2 separate regions of the Homo sapiens genome follow, and region 2 is linked to region 1. A link is an interaction called in ENCODE POLR2A ChIA-PET data of the cell type or tissue named here. Cell type or tissue: HCT116. All regions are shown on one strand. Each heading gives the region's core, and the rest is flanking DNA. Links, peaks and the distances in the headings are about the cores only. Region 1 has its middle 13 kb from the start of FAT1. Region 2 overlaps LOC102723906 (a long non-coding RNA gene).

Evidence for each region. Peaks named below come from ENCODE experiments on the same cell type or tissue, not always from the same donor. Only the 100,000 strongest peaks of a DNase experiment are listed, where the experiment ranks them.
Region 2: POLR2A ChIA-PET joins it to region 1 with 6 read pairs; 4 of 35 experiments call an interaction of 5 or more read pairs at or near these places.

What each region holds. Positions count from the first base shown.
Region 1 is chr4:186,733,763-186,739,164 of GRCh38, forward strand. No RefSeq gene overlaps it. Among named protein-coding and RNA genes, the nearest start is that of FAT1, 13 kb to the left of the region's middle. In HCT116, for the core only: a CTCF peak has its summit at 3,863; DNase peaks (open chromatin) are centred at 2,259 and 3,861; H3K4me3 peaks cover 1,097 bases; H3K27ac peaks cover 3,225 bases.
Region 2 is chr4:186,872,576-186,877,949 of GRCh38, forward strand. All of the region lies in intron 1 of LOC102723906 (a long non-coding RNA gene), which reads left to right. Among named protein-coding and RNA genes, the nearest start is that of FAT1, 150 kb to the left of the region's middle. In HCT116, for the core only: no CTCF peak of the experiment used is centred there; no DNase peak of the experiment used is centred there.

The DNA of each region.
Region 1 (5,402 bases), core at 253-5,252:
TGTGTTCAGTGCTACTGAGACAGCTGTAAGGCACTGCAGTGGGGTCTTACGGTGGGGAGAGAGACTGGGCTCAACTCCAAACACAAGTAGGAGAACTGGGGATTTACAGCCAGGGAGCAAAGTGGGGAGGGTCTGTGGATGGAAAACAACTACAACGATACATCACGAGTGAGAGGAGTTCTGGTTAAAGTGACTCACAGGACTCTTGCTGCAAGTGGTCAGTGCAGGTGCAACAAGGACAGACACCAAGGTCACAGCCTGGGGGGCTTGCAAGAGCCCGACTGAAGTTTGGCTCAGGAGAAAATCTTTGTCAGTAGCAGGCTCTTTCTGTTTTTTTCCTACTGTCTTATGATTATTTTGTCCTGAAAAAGCAGTGAAAGGAGAGGGACATTTGTTATTAATCAAGCTTCTGAGACCTTTTGAACCTTAGCTGTAACATTTGCAGGTTAACATTATTCATCTGTGTCATCGATTTCTTAGAAGCCAAATTGTTTAAGGGGGTTGGGGTGGTATCTAGATGGGTAAAGGTGGAGTACTGTAGAGAAACGGAGCTAAAAGTCAGGATTGAGGTGAGCGTTCTGCGGCTGACATTTACGGGCTGTGTGTAAACTTCGCAAATTACTTGGCTTCTTAAGTGGCAATGGGGGATTAGCTAAAATGTGATTAGCGAAGACGCTAAGCTGAGCCTCAGGGATCCTAACTCCTGATCCTCACACTTTGGTGTCATCTCCCCCATCTCTTATCCACCAGGGTCTGTGTAATAGAATAATACAGAAAGGACAGGATGTCACTTCTGAGATTAGGTTATTGTCTTAGTCCATTTTGTGCTGCTGTAATAGAATAGCACAGACTGGGTAATTTACAATGAACAGAAATTGCTTGGCTCACGCCCTTGGAAGCTGAGAAGTCCAAGACTGAGGGCCCAGCACCTGGCAAGGGCCTTCTCTTTATCAGCATTCCATGGTGGAAGGTGAGAGGGTGAGAGAAGGCAAGAGAAAGAACAAGAGGAGATTGAACTTGTGTTTTTATAAGGAACCCACTCCCTCCATAATAGCCTTAATCTGTTCATGAGGGTGATGCCGCCATGCCCAAATACCTCTCCCTAGGCCCCACCTCCCAACACGGCCACCTTGGGGATCATGTTTTCAACACCTGAGCTCTGGGGGACACATTCAACCCTCAGCAACTATAAAAGACACCGAGGTCTCTCCTGGCTCTCTCTCGCTCTCGCTCTCATAGTCTCTCCTGTTATTCACTCTGGGGAAAGCCAGAAGCCCACGTGATGAGGAATGGAAGGCTTCTTCTAACAGCCACATGAGTGAGCTAGAAAGTGGGTCCCCAGCCCTAGCTGTACCTTCAGATGACTGCAGCCCCAGCAGACATCTTGACTTGTGCCCTCATGAGGGCCCCTGAGCCACATCACCCAGCCGACCACACCCAGACCCCTGACCATCAGAAATGATGGGAGTTAACAAATGTTTGTTGTTTAAATTGCTATGTTTTGAGGGAATCTGCTACTCAGCAATTGATAAAGAAATTTGGAATAAATTATTATTGGCTATTAATAAAATATTATTGGCTTTCTACCAATAATGTTATGAGGATGAGAAAACACTTGGTAAACCATTAAGGACTACCACGAATGTTAGAACCCTGTGCATAGACTGGAAGAAAATGTATAGAATAGTTCTATCCAAAGACTCTATGTGATGATGGGAATGTTCTATCTATGCTGCCCTGGGTGGCACTACTGAGTACCTGACAGGTGGCTAGTGCAAAGTGAGGAACTGAAGTTTTAATTTTATTTAATTTTAATTCATTTAAATTTAAACAGTTATATGAGGCTAACGCCTACCATTTTGGACAGAGCAGGTCTAGAGACTTTCTAAGCCAACAAATGACTTGCAAAATCTGGTCAGTGAGAATACAGCACATACAGCTTGTGGGCCTGTTTTCTTCCCCCATTGTGACTTTTCTAAAGGAAGACTTGTGTTATTTATGAGGCCCAGAAGTGATGGATTGAGTTCCATTGAACAATTATTTCCTTCCTGGTTTAAAAAAGAACTATGCATTTTGTAAAACTGGGTTTTCTGAGACCTCAGATTTCTCTTTGTATGTACATGTTCAATTTATCAGACATGAAATTATGGATTCAGTGGACTGTCTCACCCAACTGGCTAATTTGCATGATTAATTGAAGAGGCATGCAATGCAACTGTGCCCAGTTTCCTTAACCACACCGGGCACTGCTGATTCATCCACCTGGTGGATGAGAACGACTTCAAACCTGAGGGCTTGTTGGCCACACTCTATTTATTCAATGATGTCATCTGGCAAATATGCAACACAAAATACAGCTTGAATGGCACTAAGTTACTGGTGGTTATAGCTAAACTTGACTAGAGATAGACTTCAGTGTATGCAAAATTGTATTAGAGCTTATAGGATAGCACGTATTTCATGCTGTTATCAGAGTAGGGAGGTTGATCTAGATTTGCTTATTCTTTTTAGTTGGTTTTTTTTTTTTTTTTTTTTTTTTTTTTTTTTTTTTTTGAGACGGAGTGTCGCTCTGTCACCCAGGAGGCTGGAGTGCAGTGTTGTGATCTTGGCTCACTGCAAACTTCACTTCCTGGGTTCAAGCAATTCTCCTGCCTCAGCCTCCTGAGTAGCTGGTATTACAGGCACCCACCACCATGCCCAGCTAATTTTTGTATTTGTAGTAGAGACGGGGTTTCACCATGTTGGCCAGGTTGGACTTGAACTCCTGACCTCAGGTGATCCGCCAGCCTCAGCCTCTCAAAGTGCTGGGAATACAATGATATATGTTGAGTTGTGCTTTGTAATAAAGCTAATGGTCACTTCAGTGTTGACGGCATCCCATCCCTCAGTCATGTCAAGTCATGCCTTTATTCTCAAGCTTGCAGTCACATTATTACAAGGTAACCACAGCTGCTCTAGACATTCATCAGGGCGGGATGAGGGGCATCGGTTATCTCCACTCACGTAAAAAAGAAAAATTGCATCCTTACTGCACACTATAAACATAAACATTTTCTTGATGAATTAAAATGTAAAGCTGTAAGGCCAATTGTCAAATGATTTGGAAGAAAATATAAGAAAATAATGTATTTGGGACTATGGAAGGATTTACTGTGTAAAACACAAAGTGTTTTTAAAATGAAAGAAAAGATTAACAAATTCAATTACATAAAAATTAAGAACCTCTATTAAAATGTGAAAATATACAGACTGGGAGAATATTCATACAATACTGTATTATTCAAGCAATACTATATTATTGTATGAATACTGCGGACCACCTGAGGTCAGGAGTTCGAGATCAGCCTGGACGACATGGTGAAACCCCGTCTCTACTAAAAATGCAAAAATTAGCTGGGCGTGGTGGCATGTGCCTGTAATCCCAGCTACTGGGGAGGTTGAGGCAGGAGAATCACTTGAACCTGGGAGGCAGAGATTGCAGTGAGCCGAGATCGTGCCACTGTACTCCTTCCTGGGCGATAGAGATTTCATCTCAAAAAAAGAAAAAAAAAAGAAAAGAAAAACAGGCAGAGATTAGATAGAAAAATGGAAAAAAATCATGAACCTATATTTCAGGAAGAGGAAATATGAATAGGGATTGTACATGCAGTGGGTTGAGTGGGGACTACCATAGGGACATGTCCTAATCCCCAGAACCTGTGAATCCTTTTGTGGAAACAGGGTCTCTGCGGATGTAATTAAGAATCTTGAGATCATCCTGGATTATTTGGGTGGGTCCTAAATCCAATGACAAGCATCCTTAGAAGAGCCATCCCGGGGAGAGACACATGGAGGAGAAGGCCACCTGCAGGCAGAGGCAGAGACTGAGGTATGCAGTCACAAGCCAAGGAGCGTCTGGAGCCAGCAAGAGGTGGAGATGCAAGCAAGGATTCTTCTGAGAGCCTTCAGAGGAAGCACAGCCCCGCCAACACCTTGATTTTGGATTTCTAGCCTCCAGAACTGTGAGAGAATAAATTTTTGTTATTATTAAGCCACCCAGCTTGTGGTCATTTGTTATGGCAGCCCTGAGAAACTAATATAGTGTCTAAGAATAAATCATTTATTTTCAAGACAGGGTCTCGCCCTATCACCCAGGCTGGAGTGCAGCGGCCCAATCACAACTCACTTGCAGCTCCTCCAGCTCCCCAGGGTCGAGTGATCCTTCCGCCTCAGCCTCTGAGTAGCTGGGACTATACGTGCATGCCACCACGCCTGGCTAATTCTAATATTTTTTGTAGAGATGGCTTTTTACTATGTTGCCCAGGCTGGTTTCAAACTCCTCAGCTCAAGCAACCCATCTGCCTCAGCCTCCCAAAGTGCTGGGACTACAGGTGTGAGCCACCATGACTGGCTGAGATAATTAATTTCACTAGCTATTAGAGAAATGTAATATCCTCTTACAAAAACTATACTGGCAAAAAAATCAAGATGTCATATCACAGGTGGTGAGGGCATGGGTCAACAGGAGCTCATACAATACTGGTAGGACTGGAAGTTGGTGCAATTACTTTGGAAAACAATTTGATATTACCTTATAAAGATGGTAATATAACATAAAGATGCATGTATCTTATAATTTAGCAATTCTACTACTAGTTTTAGGAGACCCAAGATAAACTCTAAAACGTGTACACCAGGAAATATCTTTAAGAAAATTCACAGCAGCATTGTTGATAATAACAAAAACTGGAAAACACTCAAGTATCTAGCAACAGAATGAATAAATAATTTATACCATATTCCCATTATGAACTTTACACAGGGAAAATGAACGTGCTGTTGTTACATGTAACAATATGAATAATTCTTAGAACTATGAGGGAGTGGAAAATACAAATTGCAGAAAATGTGCCCAAACCAGCAAAACTAAACAATATGTTGCTTAGGGAAATATACAGAAGAGATAGCATATTTGCTTTTTTTTTTTTTTTTTTTTTTTTTGAGACAGAGTTTCACTCTTGTTGCCCAGGCTGGAGTGCAACGGCATGATCTTGGCTCACCGCAACCTCTGCCTCCCAGATTCAAGCAATTCTCCTGCCTCAGCCTCCCCAGTAGCTGGGATTACAGGCATGCGCCAACATGCCCAGCTAGTTTTTTTTTTTTTTTGTATTTTTATTACAGACAGGGTTTCTCCTTGTTAGTCAGGCTGGTCTCCAACTCCCGACCTCGGGTGATCCCCCAACTTGGCCTCCCAAAGTGCTGGGATTACAGGTGTGCGCCCAGCCCCATAATCGTTTTTTAAAAGGATGAGGAGAGATACGCAGGAAGGGGGTATATTCTAGTCCTGAGATGGGAAATGGGTTTCTAGTAGCTGGTATTTATTTTGTACATAACTTAAAAATATTTTATATGTTATTTAAAAT
Region 2 (5,374 bases), core at 243-5,242, 140 kb after region 1:
TAATATACATAAAGTGAACAATAAAGTTAATGCGTTTGAATCATCTGATACCACACCCCCCACCCTGGTCTGTGGAAAAATTGTCTTTCATAAAACTGGTCCCTCATGCCAAAAAGGTTGGGGACTTCTGTTTTAGAGGACATCAGCCCTCATTCTATTTGGGTATACATTTGGGAGTGGAATTGCTGGTTCTTCTTATAAACATGTGTGTGTGTCTCTCTCTCTATATATATATGTATAAAGACACACAAACATATATGTGTGTGTGTGTATATATATATATATATATGTTTAGTTTTAGTAGCTAGTACTGCTAAATAGTACTTCAAAGTGGTTATACTAATTTATATTTATAGCAGCAATAAGTAAGAGTTTAAGTTGCCTTCCCATTCTTGCCAACACATGTCATTGTCTGTTTTTCTGATTGGGCATTCTAATAGGGGTATAGGGGAATCCTTGTGTATTTTCAAATTTGCATTCCCCTGATAACTAAGAATTGTTGAACATCTTTTGTTTTTGATTTTTTTTTTTTTTTGAAATGGGGTCTTGCTCTGTCAGCCAGGCTGGAGTGCAGTGGTGCAATCTCAGCTCACTGCAACCTCTGCCTCCCAGGTTCAAGCAATTCTCCTGCCTCAGCCTCCTAAGTAGCTGGAATTACAGGCACCCACATGAGCCACTGCACCTGTCTTTTTGTATTCTTCATGATCATTTTATATTCTTTTTTCTGAATTGCCTGTTCACATTTTTTGCTCATTTTAAATTGGGTTGTTTGTTTTTTATCATAGACTTATAGAATCACGAAGAATTACTTTCTTATTAAAATGTAAATTTTTAGGGTACACAATTCTAGAGTGAATTTTTTTTTTCTCCTTGCATATTCATGATCTTAAACCTTTGCCTTCTGGCTTTCAATTTTTCCTAATGAGAAGTTAGTTGTAAATCTAACTGCCATTCCTATGTGGGTAGTCAGCATTTTCTCTCTTATGCTTTTAAGCTCATCTGTTTAATTCTTAATGCTCCATAGTCTCTAGGTGTTAGCTTCCTTTTTACTCATTTTGATAGGCAAACACTGTGTTTTGTGAATCAGAGAGTTCTCTGCTAATTACTTTAAATATTGATCTCTTTCATTCTTTCTAGTCCTTGATTCAGTTCATTCAATTAGGTATGTATAGACTTTCTCATTCTATTCTTCCTGTATCTTAACATCTTTTTTACATCTTCTACTTTTTTGCATTCTTATTAATTTCTAAGGTTTTTTCACTCTACAGTCTACTGATCTTAATATGTCTATGTCTATCTGTTCTTCTATCTATCAGTTAAGCTTTTGACATCTTGTTTTTTATTTCTAAACTCCTTTTGGGATAATTTTACCAATATCCCTAGTAATTTTGATCTTGCTTATTGTTGTGATTTAAAACAATTTTTGAAAATTATGTCTTTAAAAATTCAATTCCCAAAGAATTTGAAAGTCTAAATTTGCCATGTCTGTTGATTTCAATGTGTTTTATTTTCCCATGTGTGTTTGTTGATCTTTGATTTTAGACTTAACGTTGGTTGATTTTAATCCAGGGAAACCTGGAAGCTTATATCGATATTGCTTTTGGCGGGAGAGAATTGTGCATACCAGAGGGAATTGTGCTGAGATTCAGTGGACATGATACATTCTGACTTTTCTAGAAAATAAATTCTCAAAATGTACAATGTGTATGGCTTCTTTCTTTCTCTTTTTTCTCAGCTAAATATTATTTAGACCCCTGCTGCATTCCACAGTTGCATCAGTCTTGTGTTCAGCTTTCCTACATTTCCTCAAGCCCAAGGCTCAGCCTGCTGGCCACAGATATGGAATGGACATCTGCCCTTGGATTACTGCTGCCCTTTTCTTCACCCACCATGGAATGCTCCACTTTCATTTCACTTTGAGGGGCTTGGGAGGCTCCTGGAGGTTTCTCTTACTTCATGTGAGTCCAGCAACAAATTATCTTTTTTTTTTTTTTTTTTTTTTTTTTTTGAGACGGAGTCTGGCTCTGTCGCCCAGGCTGGAGTGCAGTGGCGGGATCTCGGCTCACTGCAAGCTCCGCCTCCCGGGTTCACGCCATTCTCCTGCCTCAGCCTCCCAAGTAGCTGGGACTACAGGCGCCCGCCACTACGCCCGGCTAATTTTTTGTATTTTTAGTAGAGACGGGGTTTCACCGTTTTAGCCAGGATGGTCTCGATCTCCTGACCTCGTGATCCGCCCGCCTCGGCCTCCCAAAGTGCTGGGATTACAGGCGTGAGCCACCGCGCCCGGCCAACAAATTATCTTTTATGGAGAATCCTCCTTATTGCCAATAGGATAAGTCGTCCTATTTTCCCAGAGAGATTATGGAGAGGACATTCTTATAGTGCTCTATGGTTTAGAACAGTGCTCTATAAGCTCTTTGGGGTAACTTTGGTGGTGGTGGGGATGATATTGATTGTGAAGGAGGTGGATGATCTGGGAACATACGAGTAAGACTTCAGGCTCTTCCGCCCTGCTTCAACTAGCATTTTCCACTGTGGTCTGCTTATAGGATTTTAATGACAGATTGATTCTAAACCTTAAACATTTGTTCAAATCAAATGAATGATTTTATTATTCCCAGTTAAATGTATCCATTCTACACAGCCCTAAAGGTTCTCTGTTATGATTTAATGGCCTTTAATAATGTAGATTATTGGTGTCAAAATAATGTAAACACACAGAAATGAGAGTGGCAAAATCTAGCAATGGAAGAAAGAAGTCACTGCCTCATGGGAGAGACCATACCTAGAGGGGAGTTAAGACAGGGAATTGACCACAAAGAGTTAAAGATTTTTAGGTGAAAGACTTTGCTATTTAAAAGCCAATAGTAATAATAATAATATTAAAAATATCATAAACTGTGGTGATTCCCTCTTTAACTTTGGTTCATAGGAGATTCCTCATGCCATCTGATTCATTTATTCATGATATTACAGATATGTGTTAAAAATTGAAGCTTGTTCAAACACAGTTTTCTTGAAGCAGATCTGGCTACAAGTACATCGTTATGCTTGACTTTCATTCAATCCATTTTTATGAGTGTGTGCTAAGGAAAAACACATGCTGGCAATACAATTACATTAAAGTCAAGATTTGTATCCAAATATCACCATGTCTATAGGAGCTAAGCTTACTGTAATCATAGAAAAAAAGCTCTTGTGTAAGATCTGAAACTTTACTAACATATAAGATTACATTTTTGGTTATGGGTAGGAAAGCAGTGTGTTTACCACAAGTCAAATGCATTGTATAAAATTTCTAATCCAGTTTCATTTAATCCTTACAACAATGGAGTGATTTTTATAAACTTCATTTTTAAAAAGGAGCCTGAAAAAGGTCCAATGACTTGATTAAGGTTTATAAAGCTTGTATGTATGTATAAATGTGTTAATAAATTTATAGATATACATACTTGTCTGTATATACATACTGCTTTTTCTGGAAAATTCATTCTCCAATGTAGAATCTGTATGCTTTTTTCTTGTTCTTTTTTTTTTTTTTTCTTAAACAGTCTATTTATTTATTTGGTCATAACCACCAAGGAATATATGTGTCATTATAGTGGCCATGAATGAAATTTCATAGTAAATAGGCCTCTTTGCATCTGATTTGATAAATACTTATACTATCATTTATATAGTTTTTGTTCACAGAAATCTTATGAGGCCAGTGAGTATTGTCCTCTGAATGAAGAAAGCAGAATAGAATAGTTTGTCTAAAGTCACAGTAGAATCTTGGCTAAAATGACAGCCCCGAGGTCCTAATCAGCTCCTTGGGGAGCTTCAGAATCATCTCTGCTCCATACTGCAAGTATTTTGCACTAAATTGTGAGGTAAAACCAAGTTTTAACTTTATTTATATAAGCTAAACCTATCCTTCTGGATATAATAGTGGGATTTCTAACCCTGTTGGTGCTATTCCTAATAGCTCCAAAAAAGCCTTCTTAAGTCTTGGGCATACTCTAAATACTTTTTGAATACTCAGTCTTCTTCAGGACTGTCAAATACATTTTATTGACTGACTTGAGGAGCATACAGATAACAGAATGGCTGAGGAAGCATGAAAAATTCTTTTGAAAAGTAGGATAAAACCCTGCTATTTTTGCATATCATTTTTCTTTGTCCTGAATTTTACAGTTCTTTGATCTGTATATAAAATTGGAGAAATACATTGTAATTTTGGTGAGACCAACATTCGGATATGTACTGTTTTTGTTTTTTTACCATAGTTCATATTACTAGTTTTAGGTGCTCAGGTAAAGTGACAAAATGACAGAGTTTTCAGTTATGTCATAAAACTAAAATTGTCTTCATTTACAGTGATAATTATATATTAAATATTTAAACGTTAAAATTAAAATAATTACAAATTAAAAAAAACTCCTTAAAGGCCATACAGTTTTTTATAAACAAAAAAGAAGAGAGTAAGATGAGTGGAGAAGTCACTTGACCGGGGACAAGAAAAAACAATGCCTCGATTAAATCACTTAACTCATTTGGCCCTTTTTTATCTTGACAGAACAATGAGGGGAGTATGACGACAATGGCGTCTGAACTTTCCTGCTATTGTTTACAGCAGTGGAACCATGTATATAGATATTATAGGCCAGGAGCCTAGTAACAGAAGAGTTGCTTTCTTGGAAGAGTGTGTGTGTGTGCATGTGTATATGTGTGTATGTTTGTGTATATATATATGTGTGTGTGCGTGTGTACATGTGTATATGTATGTATATGTGTGTGCATGTGTACATGTGTATATATGTGTGTGTGCATGTGTGTGCATATATGTGTGTATAAGTGTGTGTGTATATATGTATGTTTATATGTGTGTATATGTGTGTGTATGTGTATATGTGTGTATGTATATGTGTGTATATGTATATGTGTGTGCTTGTGTACATGTGTATATATGTGTGTGTGTATGTGTATATATGTGTGTATGTGTGTGTATGTTTGTATATGTGTGTGTATGTGTGCATGTGTGTATGTGTATATATGTGTGTATGTGTGTGTATGTTTGTATATGTGTGTGTATGTGTGCATGTGTGTATATATGTGTGTGTGTATATGTGTGTGTGTGGGTGAGGGGGGAGTGGTAGCACGGCGTGAGCCTTGGTCTTGTCCATCCTTTTCTCCCTTGATGTCTCTTGCGATACTTCTGCAAAACTCTGTACTTCTAAGACTATAATCTGAAAATAATTATTTAGAGAATTTCTAAAATTCAGCTCTAAATAACGATATTTTATGATTTCTTCTTGGTTAGTTAAAGAAGACTCTTAGGCACTTGTATAGAGTTAATATAAGCTAGAGTTGCTCAGAGTATCTTGCTTAGAAA